Linked DNA regions of Homo sapiens: region 1 is linked to region 2. Evidence: chromatin loops called from intact Hi-C (ENCODE). Cell type or tissue: natural killer cell. All regions are shown on one strand. Links, peaks and the distances in the headings refer to the core of each region. The heading gives the core; the rest is flanking DNA.

Evidence for each region. A loop is a pair of places that touch in the nucleus more often than their neighbours do. Peaks named below come from ENCODE experiments on the same cell type or tissue, not always from the same donor. Only the 100,000 strongest peaks of a DNase experiment are listed, where the experiment ranks them.
Region 1: it touches region 2 in a loop (4-fold over the local background); 20 of 110 quality-filtered maps call a loop at or near these places.

What each region holds. Positions count from the first base shown.
Region 1 is chr7:38,101,141-38,112,768 of GRCh38, reverse strand. No RefSeq gene overlaps it. Among named protein-coding and RNA genes, the nearest start is that of STARD3NL, 71 kb to the left of the region's middle. In natural killer cell, for the core only: CTCF peaks have their summits at 4,971, 5,174 (motif pointing left), 6,500 and 6,699 (motif pointing left); DNase peaks (open chromatin) are centred at 5,138 and 6,688.
Region 2 is chr7:38,329,372-38,340,999 of GRCh38, reverse strand. It overlaps TRG, TRGV8, the pseudogene TRGV7 and the pseudogene TRGV6. Among named protein-coding and RNA genes, the nearest start is that of TRG-AS1, 6.2 kb to the left of the region's middle. In natural killer cell, for the core only: CTCF peaks have their summits at 4,985 and 5,187 (motif pointing right); a DNase peak (open chromatin) is centred at 5,229; H3K4me3 peaks cover 3,175 bases; H3K27ac peaks cover 4,545 bases.

The DNA.
Region 1 (11,628 bases), core at 2,383-7,382, 230 kb after region 2:
AACGCTATAGAGATTTCTCAAAGAACTGAAAATAGAACAGCCATTTAATTCAGTAATCCCACTACTGAGTATCAACCCAAATAAAAATATATCATTGTATAAAAAAGATATCTGCACTCGTTTGTTTATTGCAGCACTATTCACACAGTAAACTCATGAAATCAATCACATGTCCATCAATGTTTGATAGGATAAAGAAAATGTATTATCTATGCATTCTATACCATGGAATACTACGCAGTTATAAAAAAGGGATGAAATCATGTGTTTTGCAGCAACACAGATGGAACTGAAGGCCATATCCTAAGTGAAATAACTCAGAAACAGTCAAATACTATATGTTCTCATTTATAAGTGGGAGCTACACAATATATCCTGGTAAAAAAACTTCACTTGCACCCCCTAAATCTATTTTTTAAACAGCCAAAAAAATGTGCCAATAGGAGGTACCCACGGCTCTGTGAGGAACAGAAACTCAGAAGTTTAGTTTCATCAATTTGCAGGGTCACTTAACTTTCTCCAGCAGCTCTCAGTTCCTTTTCAGTAGGAAAAGTTGGATTGTTTCTAGTCTTTTGTCCAAAGATCAGATAATATTCGCAGTGAGTGTGTGGCAGCAGGATAAGATGTAGGTAAACTGAGGTACTGGTGAGAAGGGAGACAGATCAATCATCAGGTTCAGGTAGGTTGTAAAGCTACTGGTGAGAGGGCACATACAGTGGGGTGGGGGGAGATGAGGAGTCCAGGAGGGGATGGCTCTGGGGGTAAAGTCAAGGTCAGAGGAAAGAAAATCCTCTGAGAAGAGGAAGGTCAGGAGGTTGTGGTGAGAGTCTGAAACATTGTAATCTAGGATTTCTGGAGCCTAAGCACATTCTTGAGGCCAATATTGAACCAGACTAGTCTTTGAGCATAGAGAGAAGAGGAAGAACAAAATAATTATTTCTATCACAGTTAACTGTATCAATGTCCCAGATCAATACAGGGGGATAAAGCTATGCAGTTCTTATGAACTGACAACTCACAAAACTCAGTGGTGATTCCTGTCTCTTTTATCTTATCATTTAAGGGAAATCTAGTTAAAAGTGGCCATTAATCAGAGCCTGGGAAGTGCTGACTATTTGAAAGGATGGAAAAGATAATTATTAGACATGCCCTCAATCACCACTCAAATATAATGTGACTATGAGCCATCACTGGTGGGAATATTTTCAAGGTGCTTGTACCACAGGAAATATCATATTACATATTTATTTCAATATATTTTAACAAAATGCCATGCAATGGAATAATTTGATACTAGGTGTAATGTTTAAAGATACGTCAAAGAGAGGATGACTTAGCCTAGAGGTTATGAAACACTATGGAAAAAATGGAAATCTTGGGCTGTTCTCATTAACTATTGTGGATAACCACTATATTTCCCAATGTGCAAAGTATGCAAATTGTGGAAGATTCACAAAAATTTTTTCGGAAAGTGGCAACAAGAAAGTAGATAAATGATTTTCCCTCCAGGGCAGATTTTTAGAGTTTACCTTGGTTTTCTGTTGTCCTCTTAATTGTATCACCTACAACTCACATAGAAACTAGAGGATACATACTCAATTTCTGTTTTTGTTACATATCTGTCATTGTTGAAAGCGTCATTAACTTTTTTCATTGCAAAAGGATATGACTTTAGAATCCTGAAGGAGTAAAAACTACGCTGGCATTCTTGGAGCACTTTACAACCTTATTCAGATTTTCTTTTTTTTTTTTAACGTTTGTTTTAGGTTTGAAGCTTAATACCCAATAGTTATTTTTCAGATTTTCTAGCCTCTTTCTACAGAATTGGTGCTCTGACCTTAGGAAAACAAAGGGAAAAGCTTAACAACTGAAACAAGATCCATTGACAATCTAAGCGACTTTTTAATGTATCTTGAACTGGGCTGGTGAAGTTCAGTAATCAGAATGATAAAAACATCGTTTTCTTTGCCTTGCTGGTTTAGAGTGTTTATGTACTCTATGGGTTTAAGTTTTTAAAAAATTCACCCTTGCACTTAAGTTTCCTGTTCCATCAGCAAAATTTAGCTGAATTGGCCTAAAATATGCCTTCTGATAGAACGAGGTATCCTCCAAAGTACTGACCCTAAACTCTGCTGCTAAATCAAGGGTGTATACATTTTCTTAAAAAGACACTGTGTAACCAGTCGCATGTAAATGTTTAATAATTCAGAAATACAAGAGCACAGTCTGCTTTGATTTAGTTCGCAACCTTCCAGCTGCAAAACTGCCTCAAGCAACAATGTAATACAAGTTCCAGCCAACTTAATTTTTTTTAATAAGGGAAAATAAGAGTTAAAAAAGTGCTTCTTAAACCATCTCAGGATCACAGAAGGACAGAAATGAATAGTTGGCTTTGATGAACCCAAAGCGGTGGGATGGTGACAGGAACTGATCGAAAAGCTGGTGACAGACTTCTAGAACCCTTGTCCTCTCGTGCTAATTTATACTACACACACTAAATTTCTTTTAGTTTTTCTAACTCCAAAATTTTAGCCTTGCTCAATTTATTATTTCCAGTTGCCCTTGGACATTTTCAGTTACAGAAATGGATTTAGTCCCAGTGAGCTCCAGGTATGGAACAGATTATGTTAATGAGCTCCAGGTATGGAACAGAAGTTCCATGAGCTCGAGATTATGTAAATTCTGTTCCATACAGAATTCTGTTCCATACAGAATTTACATAATCTGTTCCATACCTGGAGCTCATTGGAACTAAATCTGAATACATCTCTGCTCACCTCAATCCTACTCCAAAGATAACTTGATAAAATTGTTTCCATTCCAAAGAAGGAAGGACATTTAATTAAAGAGGCTTTAAATTGTACATTTCTCTGGTTCTCAGTATAGTCAGGTATTTTTTTTTTTTTTTTTTTGTAGAACCCCGTGGGAAATTCTTTCACTGAGACAGAGCTGTTGGGCACAGTGAGCACTGAGGCAGACATGTTATTTCTGAAGGAAAATCCTCTCCTCAGATCTTTCAGAAAGGGAGAGAGAGCTTTAATGTTTGTCTTGTGGTTCTGTTTTGCTTTACTGCACTTCGTAATAAACACTCTGGTTGAAAGACCAAGTTCTGATGAAGTGGCACAAAACTGCATGTCATCCCATAGCCTTAGAAAACAAGGTCTCTGTGTTTTTATTTGTTTTTATTTTAAGCATACCATAATGTGGGATCCCATAACAATCTTTGAGAATTGAACTATAACAACACACAACTGATGTTTGGATTGCCTATAAACCACAATAGAATAGCCACGATGCCAGCAACTTTCCTTCCTTTACTTCAGCCAAGCATTTTAAAAGCTGTATCCTGGAATTGTAATGTAGAGTGGCATTGATTTCTGGGGTACAAATGGTTTTAGAAGAAAATGACTGATTAGTTCTAATGCAGCATAAGGTGCCTTAGACAGAGATTTTAGCTATTTTTACACCGAGTAACTAACCGCACAATTGAGGCCAAATCATCTGGAGCCCTCCATTTAACAGATGGGAAGGTTGATATTGAAGGCAATGAGCTTCCTTACCTGTAAATGAAGAAAACTCAAAAGCTTGAATGTGATGATCTATTAGACCTTTCTATAATTCTAAACTTTTTCTTTTTGCTTTGGGAGGGGTTCCATGACTGATATAAAAAAATGATTGCTGAATACCCTCCATTTTAGAAATAAATGACTTCTCAGGAAATCTTTTTTTAATTAATAGGAAAATTAATAAATTAATAATAGGTACTAACAAAAAATTATTTGCTTGACTAATTACCTCTAGAACTGATTGGGAAGAAAGGATGTGCAAGTCTACTTCCCGGAAGATCTTGGAGACTAGGATACAGGCACATCTCATGACCATGCGAGAGAGTAGTCAGATTCCTAATGGTAACCATGAAGCAAGGCTCAGGAGTTAGGCAGTATGTACTTATCACTTGTTGCCATTGATATTCACTAAGACACCTTTCCCTCTCCTGCAGAGGGCCAGAGCTGCTGTGGTGGTTTCAGAAAAATAAGAACCAAGCCTTGAGAATGGGCTGCTTACAGGCTGGTGGGAAGTCAGCTGGGAAGCACCAGAAGATGATGCATAGTTTATTTCCACTCTGACTTTGGATTAGTTGTGAACAGCTCTCTCTGATTAGTTGAGAATTTACTATATGTCCATATTAATGTATGTCCAGAACAAATTGGACAATTCGTCAAGAGCTTGGTCATTTCATGATCCTGAAATCCATGTTCAGTTAGCATTTTTTTCATGTATATTCTTCATCTCAAATCTCCACTTACAGATACAGAAATATTTCCCTGAGAAAGAACATTGCTATAGAGTGAAATTATATGAGAAACATCTTTTACTGAATTGGAAACTTTATTTAACTATCATTTCTTGTTCACTTGCACACACCCCTAGCTCTATAACAAACGATAAGGACACCAATTATTTTTTAAGAAGGAATTTGTAGATTATTCTCTTGGGATTCAGCTGCTGAGGATGCTTCACCCAGTTCACAGCCAAGTCTATGAAACCAAAATACACAGCTTTAATCCATCCAAGGTGATTGACTCCATGCAGAGTAATTCTCTAGGTAGTAGAGAACTTTCAGGCATTAATATTATAGCCTGTGTTTGCAACAAGGTCAGGTGTTGCCATAAAGGAACGTTAATTACTCTTTCTTGGATGAAAAAAATGGATGGCTGTTGAGGCAGAGGGATGGAGAGGAAGTTCTTTCACTGTGGGGGATGATTAAAGAAGGTGGGAGGGACGAGAGGTAATCCTGGGCAATTGCATGGCTAAGACTGAAAATCCCTCCAAATTCAGCTGCCCCGGGGGATCTTATAAAAATGGCTTTATATGTAAACTTGAATCATGTCTTAATTATAAGACTGAAGTTGTGGGTGGACCAAGCCTACAATGGCACAAAAGTATCATAGTCGAAAGTGCTACCAAGGAGACATTTCTTATCCCTGTGGAGAAACTACCACAGACAAGAGATGGATGACAGTGGTGCTTGTGGGTCATTAAAGCATTCCTCTGTTGTATTCACCAACCACAGCATGGCCTGGTACTCAGCAACAATACTGTACAGCAGGGACCATACCTGGGTGGCTATGTTCCCTGTGTTTCAACAGCGACACCGTGTGGCAGCAATTATAAAGAAGAGTGGCTTTCATCACTGACAGAGCAGGTGTTCTGCTTCTCTTTCAGGATGAAATTTAAGCATCCCTGGGATATTTGAAGTTATCCTAGGAAAGATAATCCTAGGGAGAGAAGGGAACAAATGACTGTAATCCAAATAGGCCATGCCACTATCTGAAAGGGACCCTTTTCTTCCCTCCTCTTCAAAAAGAAGATAAAGAAATATCTATTTTCTTCCATCAGGAATTATCTCTTCACTCAACAGAGAAAACCAGGATTCATCAATCTGAGGGCACAGAAAGAACCAGTATGAATGGCAAAGCAATTCTACAACTCCAAACTCCAACGCCAACCCTATTCCTCAAATAATCTCTTTGCAATAAGGGCCTTGGAGTCAAAGCTAAAAGCTTAAGCTTTGCCTCAGATCTACCTGGGATTAAGCCCAGGTATGCCACTTTCTATCTATGACTTTGGAAAAGTTATTCAACTTTGGGCCTCACTTTTTCTATCTGTGGGATGAGAAGGAAACACTACACCTCATAGAGAGATTTTGAGAACCTAATGCATTGATCCACATATATATATATATTTTTAAACTCTTGTCTCCTAGGCTGGAGTGCAGTGGTGTGATCTCAGCTCACTGCAACCTCTGCCTCCCAGGTTCAAGTGATTCTCCTGCCTCAGCCTCCAGAGTAGCTGGGATTACAGACGTGCGCCACAATGCCTGGTTAAGTTTTGTATTTTTAGTCAAGATGGGGTTTGGCCGTGTTGGCAAGGCTGGTCTCAAACTCCTGACCTCAAGTGATTCACCTGCCTTGGCCTCCCAAAGTGCTGGGATTACAGGCATGAGCCACTGCACCTGGCCCTGACCCGTATAGAGTTTTTAAACCAGTGCTGGATCCAGTAAACTGACATTTGCTGGATGCATTTGTACTTTTATCTTTTAATAGTGTCTGGCTGTTTACTTTGCTCTTGGGTCCTCCCTTATTTTCCTTAATTCAAGATTTTTGTATCATTCTGTAACCAGGTCTTGATTCTTGTATGATTTATTCTGTTTTAACTTTACATCTGCATTTCTGAAAGGCACTCCAATGTGAAATTATATTTTTGTTAGTGTTTTAGAATAAATGGTCATTGCTCAAAAGTTCTGGTGAAACTATAATGCAAGGGTCACCAAGTTGAATACCTGCAGGGGCCAAGCAGGGATATAATCAATTAAAGCACATAAGAAGCGAAGAAGCAGCAGGGCCTGATATGAAGAGTGCATTTTCCCTCTGTGGGAGCAGCCTTGTCCCATCAAGTGATTGTTGGCAGGTGGAGAAAGACCTAGTATTGCCAAGTCTTCTATTTGTCAAGAAAAGCAAGAAAGACAATTTTATAGGGTAAAATTCTCTAATCTTAAATATTGACCAGTCATCCAAATGTTTGAAAACACAATGGGCCAATCAAAGCATATTTGTGAGCCACGTCCAGGCCCTGCCAATTTGCAGCCTCTGCATCACTTTCCCAGGGAGATACAACTTTGGGTGAATGCCACCTAGTGGTAAGAATTGTAATTAAGAGACAAATAAGAAACAAATGCTTTACAATGTATGATTCCAATGCGAAGTATGAAATGGTGACGGTTGTCTTTTAATCTTTTCTTAAGTAATTAGCCATGAATGCCAGTGGAGTCCATTAGCGTTAACATCTTTAATCACAAACAGTGGTGCCATACTGTATTTCACTCTCATGACCCAAGTGGCTACAGAAGGGCTGTCCGGTAGTGCATCCATAAGATCTCTTATATTCCAGTCTACGGTTTCTGGGGCTTCTGGTTTTTTGTTTGTTTGTTTGTTTTTGTTTTTGTTTTGTTTTTTTTTGTTTTGAGACTGAGTCTGTCTCTGTCACCCAGGCTGGAGTGCAGTGGTGCGATCTCGGCTCACTGCAACCTCTGCCTCCCAGGTTCAAGTTGATTCTCTGCCTCAGCCTCCCGAGTAGCTGGGATTACAGGCTCACGCCACCATGCCCGGCTAATTTTTGTATTTTTGGTAGAGACGAGATTTAACCATGTTGGTCAGGCTGGTCTTGAACTTCTGACCTTGTGATACTCCCATCTTGGCCTCCCAAAGTCTTGGGATTACAGGCGGGAGCCACCGCACCCGGCTGGGATTCTGTTTTTTAAAACTCTGGATCGTCTGCTATTGGGAACTACTCTCCCAAAGCTATGTTCTAATTTTTACCTTGTCTAGAACTGATGTAAAGTGGGGATGAGGGAAACGGAAAGAAATCGTGGAGTTAATGATGGGTGAGAGAATCAAAAACAACTTACGTACTACCTTTGTTCAATTCCTTTTCCTTTACCTATGCTAGCTCTTGAGGCTGAGTTTTCTTGTAACATCATCTATCTTAGTTTATTTCTTTGTATATATATTTTTTGCTTATCCATAAGGCACAAGATTATGGTCTTCTAATAAACCAGAGGTCAGCAAATATGGCCTGGTGCCTGTTTTTTGAATAAATTTTTATTAGCGCACAACCATGCTCATTTGTTTACATACTGTCTGTATATGCTTTCTTACTAGAATCACAGAGTTAGGTAGTTTTAAGTTACGACTTATAAAGCCTAAAATGTTTACTGTCTGGCCCTTTACAAAAAGAAATTGCCAGCCCCTGCAATATGATTTTTTTAAAAACAGTTTGCATAGTAATCTTTTCCTATCCTTTTGCTTGTAGTCTTTTGGTATACCCATGTTTTAAGTGTGTCTTCTTTAAACAAAATATTGCTGAATTTTATTTAATCCAATCTTAATTTGTATTCAACTGGCCAATTCAGTTAAACTAGTATATTCAGGTTTTTTTTTTTGCCATCCTATTTTGTGGTTTTAAGTAATATTGCTTTCCTTCATACTTCATTTTTTTTCTTTTCAAAGTTTTAGTAGTTTTTTTGGGCAAAAATTCATATCACCCAATAATATTTTGAAGGGTTTATATTTCATTTCTATTATTTGAATAAATAGTCTCCAACATTTAATGTGTACACATGACTTTGCAAAGTTCAGTGTTACCTTTATCCTTCACCTAGAAACTACAGATTCTTAGAAGACTTAAGTAACATATTGCCTCAGATCTAACATATTATTATTTCCCTATTTTAGTTCTGACTTATTTTTATATTCATGAAACAATTTGTAAATAATAATTTTAATATTTTATATGGTCAATTGTTGTTGATGTTGACCCTAGTGTTTCTCAGTCCCGTTTTTACCACTGTTTCTTACTTCTTTGCTCTTCCTTTAGGTTGCATTTCTTTTTTCTGGAAGCACATCTTTTAAAAGATATTTACATGAAGGTCTACCAGATATGAAATTGGAGTTCTAGAAAGGGAGAAGATGAGGATGGGGAAGAAACAATATTTCAAGAAGAAATCTCTCAAGAATTTGCCAAGTCTGACCCAAAACATCAAGCAGTTGATTTAAGAAGTGTATAAGCCCAAGCTGGGTAAATACAATGAAAACCACACTTTGGCACACCAGAGTCAAACTGAGGGAAATCAAAACAATAATAAAACATTGAAAATACACATTACCTTCAAGCAACTACAATAAGATAAATAGCTAATTTCCTAAAACAAATTATGGAAGCCAGAAAACAATTTAATGACATCTTTAATGATAAAATTACTGCCAGTTTACAATTCTCTGCCAACTAAAAATTTACTCTGGAATTGAAGGTGAAATAAAGATATTTCTAGACAAAATAAGCCTGAGAGGTTTCATCATTGACAAATATTACAGTAGGTACTACAGAATTCTTCAGGCAGAAGGAAAATGATCAAGAAAGAAATACAGAAATGGAGGAGGGAAAAGCAAGTCAGTGATGTTGGTAAATACATGGACACATTTAAAATATTAATTATAAAATAATATTTTGTGATATTTACAATATATGTTGAATTAAAATGCATGACAACAATAACATAAAAAGCTAATGGGGGTTAATAGAATTAAAAAGTATAACACTTTCTCATTGCCTATAAAGTGATAAGTATGCAGGTCTAAATATATCTAAAACAGCTCTTTCGATAGATATAAAAATATAAGATATAACTTAATTGGCAACATTTTTCTTCTGCCCAGAAGTATAGGAAACAATGGTACGTTTTACAACTGATTGCATCAATAAATTATGATTCAGAAAGTTTGCTACATAAAGTGATGACATAAAAAAATATAAAGTGCTCCTTCTTTATTCTGGACTTGGAGCTTGCTATCTATTGCTAAACACCAGTTATATTGCAACCTTTGGAAAGGATAAGTAACCATTACATCAAGCATCAAGTAATGGATTCCTCTATTTCCATTCTCCCATTTTTTTCAGATGTATGAATCTTACCTACACACAGCAGCAGAGCAGCTGGAATGAAATACTAGTGTGCATAGGATAATAATATTCTGTAATTCATATCCTTGATAGAATATCCTGTAACTTTGTTGAGAAATTTGTCACACTTCTATTTTAAAGTCCAGTTTCTGTTCAATTCTGTCCCATTGAGCGGTAAGCATCGATTGTGAGGGAGAGTCTAGTTTGTAAACTATATCCAGTGGCTGGGATTACATCTGTTCATAATTATATAGATCTGCCTGCACAAAGTGGCAAAAGGAAAACCATGAATGATACCTACAGGATCTCAATGACATAATGAATATGCTATATCTGCAGTGCAAGATAGGTTGTGTAGCAAGCCAGTTCCTTTGGACCCAAACATATTGCTATCACAGAGGAAAGGCTTGGGGCATAAACCTAATAGTTTTGGTTTTCTACAGTCTCAATCTAATGTTTCATTCCTCTGTCCTTGCTTATTTTATCCTCATTAGGTTCACACAGAGTTTAAATTTATTCTCCACCCAAAAACCCACAGGAATCAAGCAAATGTGTTTTGACGGATTTCTGTAGTTTCCTTTTAGAACCAGATGTTGGACAGCAGCCATCTTAGAAAAAACACTTGCTAGATGAGGCAGGTTAAAAAGGGAAGGAAATTTGAAAAAGAAATCAATTGAAAAAAAAGTTGTTTAGCATATTCATATATAAGAAATTCAATTAGATACCATATATTAATATTTCAAAGATTTGAAGCATATAATCACTGGAAGCAACACGGAGTTCCACTTACCAAGGTCAGCCTGGCCACAGCCGCTGATGGATGCCCAATCTGCCAGCAGTAGCAACCAGCACTGAGTCCTTGAAATGGCATCATTCTCCAGGTGCACTGTGCATCAGAGAAAAGGAAATAATCAGACCTTTTGAACATTACTGAATACTGGCTTTGAATTGACATTAATTCTAAGAGAACCAAAAGTCACTGTAGTCCACCAGTCAGAGTAGGGGCTTGTAGAGGTCAGGTGATCAGTGGGGTTTAGCTCAGATCGACTCCACAGTGGGCTGAGTGGAACTCTCCCTCCATCCTGTGGTAATTTCCACAATTCTAGAATGCTTAATTTGAATAGTCACATTGAGTAAGTGGCAGAATTCCCAGCAATTCTTATATGTTAGTGGCATCAGAATTGCTAGGAGGGTTTGTTCAAACACAGATTGCTATGTTTCTGATTCTATAGGTCAGGAGTGGTATCCAGGAATTGCATTTCTAACAAGTTCTGAAATGATACTGATGTTGCTGGTATAGGTGTCACTCTTTAAGGAAGACTTATTTAAGCCATGGGACCAATTAAATATTTTACTTTTGTGTTAATTTCTTGCCATAAGTATATGAGACTACAGAGATGCTATTCGGAATATAAGTGATGAGATTATTTGAGTCCTATATCTGTAGATGCAAGAGTGATGAGGGCAATTTAAAAAATTCAGGAACTAAGATTCACATATTCTTGTTAAGAGAGTATCAGTAAATTTAAAATAAATGCAAGGTCTTTCACCCCTCTTATTTTCTTCTGCAATATGAAGTGCCTCTGAAGTCAGATGAACTAGGAATAAAAATTTTTTAAAAATAGTAAATTAAAAAATATTTTCAATAAGATTTTGATTAAAAAACTATGTATTAGTTTCCTGGGATACCATAACCAGTTATCACAAACTGGGTGGCTTAAAACAACATAAATTTATTCTGTCACTATTATGAATGCCAGAAGATTGAAGTCTATGTGTCAATAGGGCCATACTACTTCTCAAGGCCCTGGGGGAGATCCTTGCCTCTGCTAGCTCTTGGTAGGTCCAGACGTTCCTTGGCTTGTGACAGCATAACTCCAATCTCTGCCTCTGTCTTCATTTGACCTTCTTCCCTCTGTGTATTTGAGTCTTCTCCTCTTCTTATAAAGTCTATTGTCATTGGCCTTAGGGCCCACCCAGTTATTCCACAATGATTTCATCTTTTACTTTCTTATATTTGCAAAGGCTCTTTTTCCAAATAAGGTCACATTTATAGAGTACCAGGGGTTAGGGCTTGGACATGAGATTTTAGAGGTAGTTTTTCAACCC
Region 2 (11,628 bases), core at 2,403-7,402:
ATCTACTAACTTGGAAGCGAAAATAAAGTCAGGCACCAGGCAGATGGGGTCATCTGCTGTAATCACCTGTGATCTTCCTGTAGAAAATGCCTTCTACATCCACTGGTACCTACGCCAGGAGGGGAAGGCCCCACAGCATCTTCTGTACTATGACATCTGCAACTCCAGGGATATGTTGGAATCAGGAGTCAGTCAGGAAAGCATGATACTTATGGAAGTAGAAGGATAAGCTGGAAATTTATACCTCCAAAACTAAATGAAAATGCCTCTGGGGTCTATTACTGTGCCACCTAGGACAGGCAGAGTGATTCAGACCTGCTCTACACCACACTGAATATCTGTCTTGTGGCTGCTTCTGGTACACAAGAGAGAGCCGTCCCCTCTCATTTCCTGCCCTGAATTTACTGTATTCTGTACAAAGAGAAACAGCTTAACTCCTGATCTCCCCCCTAATATTACACTCTCCTGTCAGCAGCTGTACCCTGTTCCCCACCCTCCCCCAGGACTTTCCTGAAGACTAAGCTGCCATCTCAGCTAAGCCTCAGCTAAGCAGCCTGGCTGAGAGCAAGGTTTTCTCAGCTCTCCTAGGACATGGGGGAGGCCCACTCACTCTGTTTCTTAGGGTCCAGCTGTGAAGCGAGATATTTTGGACAGCAAATGGGAAGGGTATTTATACTGAATCATGTATCCAATCATGGTCCAGAGATCGCAGCTGAGAGTGCTGCTTACTCCTTATGTCTATAACAATATAGGCAATATTATAAATACCACTAAAACACTAGGCCTAGATATGCAGTTAAACACTCTCTCCCTCTGCCCTCCCTTTTATTCTCTCTCCTTTCTTACTTCCTTGCTTGCTTTTATTATTTTTTCTTCCCTCCCTCCCTCCCTCCCTCTCTCCCTCCCTTCCTTCCTTCCTTTTTTCATTTCTTCCTTCCTTGCTTTTCTCTCTCTTTCTTTCCTTTTTGGGTACATAATCCGAATATTTTTTCAACAAAATCATTTGAAATAATTTTTCTTTACATGTTCATGCCAACATTGATATAGCTAGTTTATTTGTTCAGTTTTCATTTTAAAATTTTAGACATTTGTTGTATTATTTTGTTTTGTTTCATATTTGTTTTGCATATGTAAACTATTTACATGGAACTAAAGTCATAATTTTAACGAAGATGCATTTGGAGATTTTAACTTACATTCTAGATTTCTTTTTCTCTCTCTTTTTTTTTTTTTTTTTTTTTTGAGACGGATTCTCAGTCTGTCACTCAGGCTGGAGTGCAGTGGAGCAATCTCGGCTCACTGCAACCTCCGCCTCCTGGGTTCAAGAGATTCTCCTACCTCAGCCTCCCAAGTAGCTGGGATTTCAGGTGCCCGCCAGCACATCCAGCTAATTTTTGTATTTTTGGTAGAGACAGGGTTTCCTCATGTTGGCCTGGCTGGTCTCGAACTCCTGACCTCAGATGATCCCCCTGCCTCGGCCTCCCTAAGTGCTGGGATTACAGGCATGAGCAACCTCACCAGGCCCCATTCTGGATTTCTCTTTCCTCTTCTCTCCCTGACCCTATAGGTAACAATATTTTTATCAGTTCAGTTGAACTTTTTCACTTTTTCTTATTCAGAACAAGTCTTTCAGTATTACAGAAAAGTCTTTTGTTTGTCATAGTGCAGTATATATTGTTTCTATTTGACCGTCATATTTATATTTTCATTCTGATAAGGTTTTATACATTTTAATCAATCTTTTATCTTCCAGTGTCTAGATTTTGTGTCTTGCCTCTAAAAGTGCATACACTTCATAAGTATGAATAAAGAAGTCCATATCATTTATTTGAATGCTTTTATTCATAGACTATTTAATGATGGCATCTCTGATCTATTGGGAATTTTAATACAATAATTACCGTAGTAATAATAATATGCTAATGATAAACACGGGTACTGACATTCTGGTAGTTACTGTACTAATCACATTGCATGTAAGTTTTATTTAATCTTCACAGAAACCCCATTGAGGGGTTAAAGTACCATTGAATACACCAGATGAGAAATAAAGGGCTTAACTAACATTCCCTAAGTCATATACTTTATTCGATAGCAATTTCAATCCAAGCGCTGGGGTTCAGAAAATGAGATTTGTTAATTCAATTTGCATTTTCTTACCTGTGTGAATGCTAGCATTACTTAACAACTTTGTAGGCCATTTATACTTCTTCTTTTGTCAACTGCCATTTCATACTCTTCGCCTATTCTTCTGTTGGTTATCATTTTTTTCTTATTGGTTTGTAAGAATTAATACACCTCATTTTAGAGATATTGATCCTTTATCAAATGTATTGAAAATATTTCTCGTGGTTTGCTATTATTTTCAGCACCTTTTGGTGAACTGAACTTTGTGTACTACTTTTAATAAAACCTATCAATTTTTCTAAGGGGTCTATTTTGATGTTAGGATCAGAGAGGCAAATCTCACTTACAATATGTGTGCAATTCATCATGGTTAAAGTCTAATGATTTTCTGTTTTCAGTTTTATTACAAGAAAATCTCCATTTGTAGCTGGCAACATAGTAACTTAAGAAGATTTGTTTCTGGCCGGGTGCAGTGGCTCACGCCTGTAATCCCAGCACTTTGGGAGGCTGAGGTGGGTGAATCACGAGATCAGGAGATCCAGACTATCCGGGGTAACACGGTGAAACCCCATCTCTACTAAAAATATAAAAAATTAGCTGGGCATGTTGGCAGGTGCCTGTAGTCCCAGCTACTGAGAAGGCTGAGGCAGGAGAATGGCGTGAACCCAGGAGGCGGAGCTTGCAGTGAGCCGAGATTGTGCCACCGCACTCCAGCCTGGGGGACAGAGAGAGACTCTGTCTCAAAAAAAAAAAAAAAAAAAAATTGTTTCCATATGGTAAGTCAATTCCCAAAAGAGAACTTATTACATAATCCAGTAGTTTCTCAAGGATATTAACGTACAACTTTATCATGTGATAAAATATTACATACACATGGCTCTCTTTCTGGACTTTCCAGTGTGTTCCATGAATCTTTTCATTCTAGTGCCAGTATTGCCGTCTCTTCAGCACTGTAGCTGTATAGTTCTTTTGACATTACAGTGGAGTTACTTTCCTTTATTGCTTTTTTGTTTTAAGGGTGTTCTATGCATTGCAATGTAATGGCAAATCTCTCCCTTCTAATTTTTAAACCGTGAGACATCGGTCCCAGCAAGGATTTTCCAGGCTTCAAGGCACCTGAGCTTCCCTCCTTCACAGTGACCCCAAGAACTCAGCTTTCAGAGCTGCTCCTGCGGCAGCCTCATGTCCTCCACGTGTGCTCCAGAGGCAGAGGGAGACCAACCAGAGCCCCTCCCTTTCTCATTCCCAGCTGTGATGACAGCAGAAACTGAATTCTCTGAGCTAAGCCAATACCACAACCAAGAGGGATGTTGTTCTACATCTTATTAGGAATATTTTAAACATGAATCTAAACATATTTGTTATAGAGGAGGTGAATATCTGTGTATACACTACTGAATGTTCCCAATTATTTTATTCTACTTGTTTTATCACCCATATCTTCATCTATGAATCCAGGTGCACTGCACATATTAGCCTGCTTTCCAAGGATAGAGTTGCCAAATAAAATATGCAATACCCAGGTAAATTGGAAGTTCAGATAAATAACAAATAAGTTTTGAGTTCAAGTATGTACCACATATTGCATATGGCACTGCACCCTGTACTTTTTTTTTTCTTTTTTTGAGACGGAGTCTCACTCTGTTGTCCAGGCTGGAGTGCAATGGCACAATCTCCGCTCACTGCAAGCTCCACCTCCCGGGTTCACAACATTCTCCTGCCTCAGCCTCCTGAGTAGCTGGGACTACAGGTGCCCACCCCCACAACCGGCTAATTTTTTTGTATTTTTAGTAGAGACAGGGTTTCATCGTGTTAGCCAGGATGGTCTCAATCTCCTGACCTCGTGATCTGCCCACCTCGGCCTCCCAAAGTGCTGGGAATACAGGCGTGAGCCAATCTCACACTCCTACTTGATGTGGCCTTTTTACTTGAGAATGAACAGAAATCCTCTAACAAAGAGGTTACAAACACAAGGTCACACACACCCCCTCCTGACCCCCACACACCCATTTACCATTGAGGAGAGTCCATGGCCGACCAACATACCTGATTCTCACTCCTGTTGAGAGGAGGGGCCAGCTGGGCTTCCTGGGTCGAGTAGGGGCTCAGCAAGCTGTGAAACGCACTCATTTCCTGCATCACGACTTACTTCGGTCCTGGATGAATAATATTGAAGATATATGCTTAAAATATTCCGAACACCAGGATTTGTGCATGTGTTTTCTTCCCCATGAAAGCTATGAACAGCGAAAATTTTCCTGTAAGTTTCCCTGTGTTCTCTCTCCCTCTCTTCCTTCCCCCTGCCCCAAAACTAAAGTAAAATAACGTTAACTGCCCGTTTTTCTGTAACCAGCAGACCTTATCTATACTCCCAATTCCAATTCCTTGTAAACATACTTTGTAAAGTCCTGTAAGATCCTGTCTCCTTTGCCATGACGCTGCAAGGTCATAAAGTAGATAAAACCTAAGTTGCAATTCCGGTTTTCCTCAAGATCTAAGACATGTTACAAATGGTTAATTGCCTTTGTTTCTCGCTTTGGTAACATCTTCCCGCCTCAGGTATTTCCCGCCTTGAAGAGTTTAAAAGGCAATCCTATAATCTAACTCTGGCTACCCATTCTGGACCCCCTCCATGCTTTGGAAGCTTTGTACTTTCACTCTGCTCAATAAAGCCTACAGCTTTTTCTCTCTCTCGGTCCGTGTTTCTATCACTCGCTGCGGTCAGCCGCCACACCAATTCTATGGCGTGGCTAGGCAAGAACCTTAGGTGTTACACTGTTAATAAAGCAGGTTCAGGCCTTCTCAGAGTGGCCCTGGGTATTTTGCCTCCAAGTGTCCTTGCGAATGTGAAAAGGAAAGCAGTTGAAAGACCAAATCAAGCTTCCTGACAGGACAAGGCCCTGGAAGCAGCATCAACTGCTGAAACTCTGAAGGGCAGGGTGTGAGCCTGCTGTGGACTGCCCCGTCCTATGGCCCTGGCCAGCTGGCGCCAGGGTCAGCTTTCCCCACATCTGCACTCCCTCTGCTGGAGGCCTGAGCTCTCCATGCCCCTGGCTCTCTTCTGCAGAGGGCCTGCTCTCTGCTGCCACAAGATGGCGCTGGAGAAGGGGCCTGAGCAGAGAGGCAGGAGCTCCTCTGCAGGTCCTCCCAGACACCACCCCTCTGGGAGGAAGGCTGGGGAGTCCCCTAAGACAGATCCTCCATCACTTCTCCCTGCCTGTGACTCAGGAAGACCAGCTCCTCCTACTGCCTTCTGTGCTAGGGAACACTTCCTGTTTGAGTGGGACCTGAGTTTTGAAAGCGTCTTCTGCTCCTCTTCATCTGGTCCCTTTCCTTCCAAGACCCCAGAGAGGAAGGCATGCGGTGGGCCCCAGCCCTGCTTCTAGCTTTCCTGCCTCTTGGTAAGTGTGCTGCCTACAGAGAGGCTGATGGGTTTTATTTTGTTCTGTTTTGTTTTCTCATTTTGCAAGGGGTGCCGTTCTAAGGAGTTCCTCATTATATTTTGTGCTGTTCCCATTGCAGCCAGTCAGAAATCTTCCAACTTGCAAGGGAGAAGGAAGTCAGTCACCAGGCCAGCTGGGTCATCTGCTGTAATCACTTGTGATCTTACTGTAATAAATACCTTCTACATCCACTGGTACCTGCACCAGGCGGGGAAGGCCCCACAGCATCTTCCATACTATGACCCCTACTACTCCAGGGTTGTGTTGGAATCAAGAATCAGTAGAGGAAAGTATTTTACTTATGCAAGCATGAGGAGGAGCTGGAAATTGATACTGCAAAATCTAATTGAAAATGATTCTGGATCTATTACTGTGCCACCTGGGACAGGCACAGTGATTCACACCTGCCCTACACCACACTGAAAATCTGCCTTGTGACTGCTTCTGGTACACAAGATAGACCAGCCCCCTCTCATTTGTTGCCACCGAATTTACTGTATTCTGTACAAAGAGAAACACAGCATAATTCCTGATCTCTCCCCTAATATCACACTCTCCTGGCAGCAGCTGCACCTTGTTCCCCACCCTCCCCCAGGACTTTCCTGAAGACAAGCTGTCATCTTCAGGCCTCAGCCAAGCAGCCTGGCTGAGAGCAAGACTCTCTCAGCTCTCCGAGGACATGGGGGAGGCCCACTCACTCTGCTTCCTCGGACCAACAGGTACACCTAGGGTCCAACTGCGAAGCGAGATATTTTGGACAGCAAATGGGAAGGATATTTATACTGAATCATATATCTAGAGATCACAGCTGAGAGTGTTGCTTATTCTTTATGTCTATAACAATATAAGCAATAGTATAATTACCACTATAACACTAAGCCTAGGTATGCAGTTGAACATTGTCTCCCTCTGCTTTCCTTTTTGTCTCTCTCTCTACTTTCTTGGTTACTTGCTATTTTTCTACACATCCCTTTTTCTGGCCTCCCCTCCCTCCCTCCCTAGCTCCCTCCCTAGCTTGCCTTCCTTCCTTCCTTCCTTCCTTCCTTTCTTCCTCCCTCTCTCCTTCCCTTCCTTACTTCCTTCCTTTCTTTCTTCCTCCCTCTCTCCTTCCCTTCCTTACTTCCTTCCTTTCTTCCTCCCTCCTTCTCTTACTTCCTTCTTTTTTTCCTTTCTTCCTTTTCTCTCTCTTTCTTTCTTTTTTGGGCACACAATCAGAATACAGAATCATTCTCTATATGTTCATGCCAACTTTGATACAGCTAGTTTATTCGTTCAGTTTTCATTTTTATATTTTGGAAATCTGTTGTATTATTTTGATTTGTATATGTAAAACCTTTACATGGAACTGAAGTCAAAATTATAAAACAAGATCAATTTAGAGATTTTAGCTTCCATTCTAGAATTCTCTTTTCTCTTCTGTGTCTCACCCTATAGGTAACAATATCTTTATTAGTTCAGTTGAACTTTTTCACTTTTTCTTATTTATTCAGAAGTCTATCACTATTACAGAAATACCTCTTTTGCTTGTCATATATGTGCAGTATGCATTATTTCTATTTGAATGGCATATTTATGTTTTTGTTCTGATATTCTGTTTTTATACATTTCAATCAATCTTTTAGTTTCTGGTGTCTGGATTTTGTGTCCTACTTGGAAAGGTGAACATACTTCAGAAGTATGCCTAAAGAAATTCATATCATTTCATTAATATTTTATTCATTTATTACTTGATATGATCTATCTGGAATTTTTATACAATAATTACTATAGCAATAATAATAATACTGATGATAAATATGGGTACTGACTTTCCGGTAGTTACTGTACTAAGCACATTACATGTATATTTTATTTAATCTTCACAGAAACCTTATCAACGGGTTTAAGTAACATTGAATATAGCAGATGAGAAAGTGAGGGGTTAACTAACATTCCCTAAGTCATATAGTTTAATTTGATAGCAATTGCAATCCAAGCTCTGGGGTTCAGAAAATGAGATTTGTTCATTCAATTTGCATTTTCTTATCTTTATGAATACTAGCATTATTTTACAATTTTATAGGCCATTTATACTTCTTCTTTTGTGAATTGCCTTTTCATACTGTTTGCCTATCCTTCTGTTGGGGTATTAATTTTTTCTTATTTGTTTGTAAGAATTAATATACACCATTTTCGAGATATTGATCCTTTATCAAACGTGTTGAAAATATTTCTCATCATTTGCTATTATTTATTTTCAGCACCTTTTGGTGAACTGAACTTTGTATATTACTTTTAATAAAATCTATCAATTTTTCTAGGGTCTGTATTATGATGTCAGGCTCAGCGAGACCAATGTCACCTACAATTAGTGTGCAATTCATCATCGTTTAAGTCTGATTTCCTTTTTTCAGTTTTATTACAACTAAATCTCTATTTGTACCTTTTAAGTTAGCAACCCAAGGATATTTGTTTCCATATGGTAAGTCAATTCCCAAAGGAGAACATAGTAAATAATCAAGTATTTCCTTGTGGATATTAACATACAACTTTATGACATGATAAAATATTACATACACGTGGCTCTCTTTCTGGACTTTCCACTGTGTTCCATGAATCTTTTCAGTCTAGTGCCAGTATTGTCCTCTCTTTGTTGTATCTGAATGAGTTAGAGAAAATGCCACACTTTGAGACAAATTAAGATTCCGTTTATTTAGCCGGCGGCCAAGAGACGGCTAATGCTCAAAATTCTCTCGGCCCCGAAGAAAGGGCTAGATTTTCTTTTATACTTTGGTTTGGAAAGGGGAGGGGTGTCTAGTTAAAACAATTTTACAGAAATAAAGTAGGCAAAAAGTTAAAAGGATAAATGGTTACAGGAAAGTAAACAGTTCCAGGTGCAGGGGCTTTAAGACTATTACAAGGTCATAGACTTGGGGCTTTGGGCGTTATCAATCAGATGGATTCCTGGGAATTGCGGATATAGCTTGCCACAGTATCTTATCAGTTAATTGCATTCTTGGATGTGCTGGGAGTCAGCTTGCACAAGTTAAGTCCTTGAGGAAGGGGCTGCCAGTGAAAGAGCCAAGATGGAGTCTGTCTGGCTCTCTTAGCTAAGGGAGAGTCAATTCAGGTGGAAACAAGGCCAGGTGATTAAAGGAAAAGGGAGAGTCTAAAAACAGGGTTAGTAAAAACACGGTTGGGCATTACATCTTCAGCACTGTAGTTTTGTAGTTCATTTTATATTCCAGTGGAGATTGTTTCTCTCATTACTTTTTTGTTTTAAGGATTTTCTGTGCATTCTAATGTGATGGCAGTTCTCTCCCTTCTCATTTTTAAACCATGAGAGTTCTGTCCCAGGCAGGATTTTCCTGGCTCCAAGGCAGGTGAGCTTCCCTCCTTCACAAGGACCCCAATGACTCAGCTTTCAGAGCTCCTCCCCTGGCAGCCTCAAGTCCTGTACGTGTGGTGGAGAGGCAGAGGGAGACCAACTGGAGCCCCCTGCCTTTCTCATTCCCAGCTGTGATGTCAGCAAAAACTGAACTCTCTGAGCTAGGCCAAAACAACAACCAAGAGGGACATTGTTCTACGTTTTATGAATATCTTAAACATGTGTCCAAACTTTTTTTTTTTTTTACCGAAGTGAAAATCTGTGTATGCACTACTGAATTTTCACAATTATTTTACTATACTTGTTTTATCACCTGTATCTCCATCTATGAGTCCAGGTCCACTGCAGACATCAGTCAGCTTTCTGAGGATACGGTTGCTAAGTAAAATATGCAATACTCAGGAAATTTGGACGTTCAGATAAATAACAAGTTTTTAGCTGAAGTATGTCCCAAATATTGCATGACATGGCACCCTGTATTACTTTAAAAAAAAAACTCACACTTCTACTTGAATGAACGGAAATCCTCTAATAAAGAGATCACACACACAGGCATACACTCCCAACACACACACACACACAAACTCACAGAGGATCACACAAACACCCGCCCCACCCCCACACACCCATTTACCTTAGAGGAGAGTCCAAGACCCACCAACATACCTGACCCTCGATCCTGTTAATAAAGCAGGTTCAGGCCCTCTCAGAGTGACCCTGGGTGTTGCCTCTAGTGTCCTTGCAGATGTGAAAAGGATGGTGGTTTAGGGCCCTAATCAGAAGCTTCCCGGCAGAATGAGGGTCTTGCAGTTGCCTTACTTGCTGAAACTCTGAAGTGCTGGGTGTGAACCTGCTGTGAGACTACCCCCTTTAAGGTCTGAGCCTGTTAACTCCAGGGTCAGCTTCCCCCACATCTGCACTCCCTCTGCTGCAGGCCTGAGCTCTCTATGCCCGGAGCTCTCTTCCTTAGAGGGCCTGCTCTCAGCCGCCACAGAGGGCGCTGGAGAACTGGCCTGAGCAGAGAGGCAGAAACTCCTCTGCAGGTCCTCCTAGGCACCACCCAGAGTCCCCTAAGACAGATCCTCAATCACTTATCTCTGCCTGTGAATCAGGAAGACCAGCTCCTCCTACTGTCTTCTGTGTTAGGGATCACTTCCTTGTTGAGTGGGACCTGAGTTTTGAGAGGGTCTTCTGCTCCTCTTCGTCTGGTCCCTTACTTCCAAGACCCCAGAGAGGAAGGCATGCTGTTGGCTCTAGCTCTGCTTCTAGCTTTCCTGCCTCCTGGTAAGAGTGCTGCCTACAGAGAGGCTCACAGGTTTTATTTTGTTTCGTTTTGTTTATTTTCTTCTTTTGCAAGGGATACCATACTAAGAAATGCCTCATTACATTTTGTGTTGTTCCCATTGCAGCCAGTCAGAAATCTTCCAACTTGGAAGGGAGAACAAAGTCAGTCACCAGGCCAACTGGGTCATCAGCTGTAATCACTTGTGATCTTCCTGTAGAAAATGCCGTCTACACCCACTGGTACCTACACCAGGAGGGGAAGGCCCCACAGCGTCTTCTGTACTATGACTCCTACAACTCCAGGGTTGTGTTGGAATCAGGAATCAGTCGAGAAAAGTATCATACTTATGCAAGCACAGGGAAGAGCCTTAAATTTATACTGGAAAATCTAATTGAACGTGACTCTGGGGTCTATTACTGTGCCACCTGGGATAGGCACAGTGATTCAGACCTGTGCTACACCACACTGAAAATCTGCCTTGTGACTACTCCTGGTACACAAGATAGACCAGCCTCATCTCATTTCCTGCCCATGAATTCACTGTATTCTGTACAAAGAGAAACACAGCTTAACTCCTCATCTCTCCCCTAATATCACACTCCCCTGGCGGCAGCTGCACCCTGTTCTCCACCCCACCCTCATGAGTTACCTAAAGACCAAACTACAATCTCCCAGCTGTGTCAGCCAAGCAGCCTTGCTGACAGCAAAGTTCTTTCAGCTCTTCTATGGGCTGGTGGAGACCCATTCCACCTGCTTCCTAAGACAGACAAATTCCTCAAGGACTGGTCTGTAAAGGGATTCATTTAGGAGACTATATGGGAAGACTAGCTTCACTCAAGCATTTATCCAATTATTGTCTATAGGCTAAAATAGTGCTTATTCATTGCTCAGGATAAATGTTGGAATAACAACTTTGCACTTCAGTAAGACATCTAACGTGTATCAGATCTGCTATCTTTTGGACACACTGACATTTTTTTCTACATAACAAATCATGGTACTATTGGTCTGCAGGAGAATGGGTAAAAAAGTGATAGTCATAGGTACGCCAACTTGTGGGTCATATCATAGGTTTTCAACCATTTCAAGCATCCCTGCCCTAATGCAAGTATCTGAAGGATCTGACCCTTGCCCTGCAGCAGAATTCATTCCATGTCCCCTCTGGATATTAGACTGATAATTTGGATCAGGTCTCAGCATGGGCCATTGAGGAACACTACAGCCCTGCTGAGAGATAAAAAGGATTATCCACTCAAGGAGTTCACACCTCCGGGCCGACATGGAGAACGTGCCTAGAAGCAGACTTGGAGGGTGCTCAGTGGTGGGTTGTGGAATGTAAGCCTGAAGAAGCAGAGTTTAATTCTACGGGGGTGCTTTCATAATTTAGTACCCTGACAGGGCTCCTG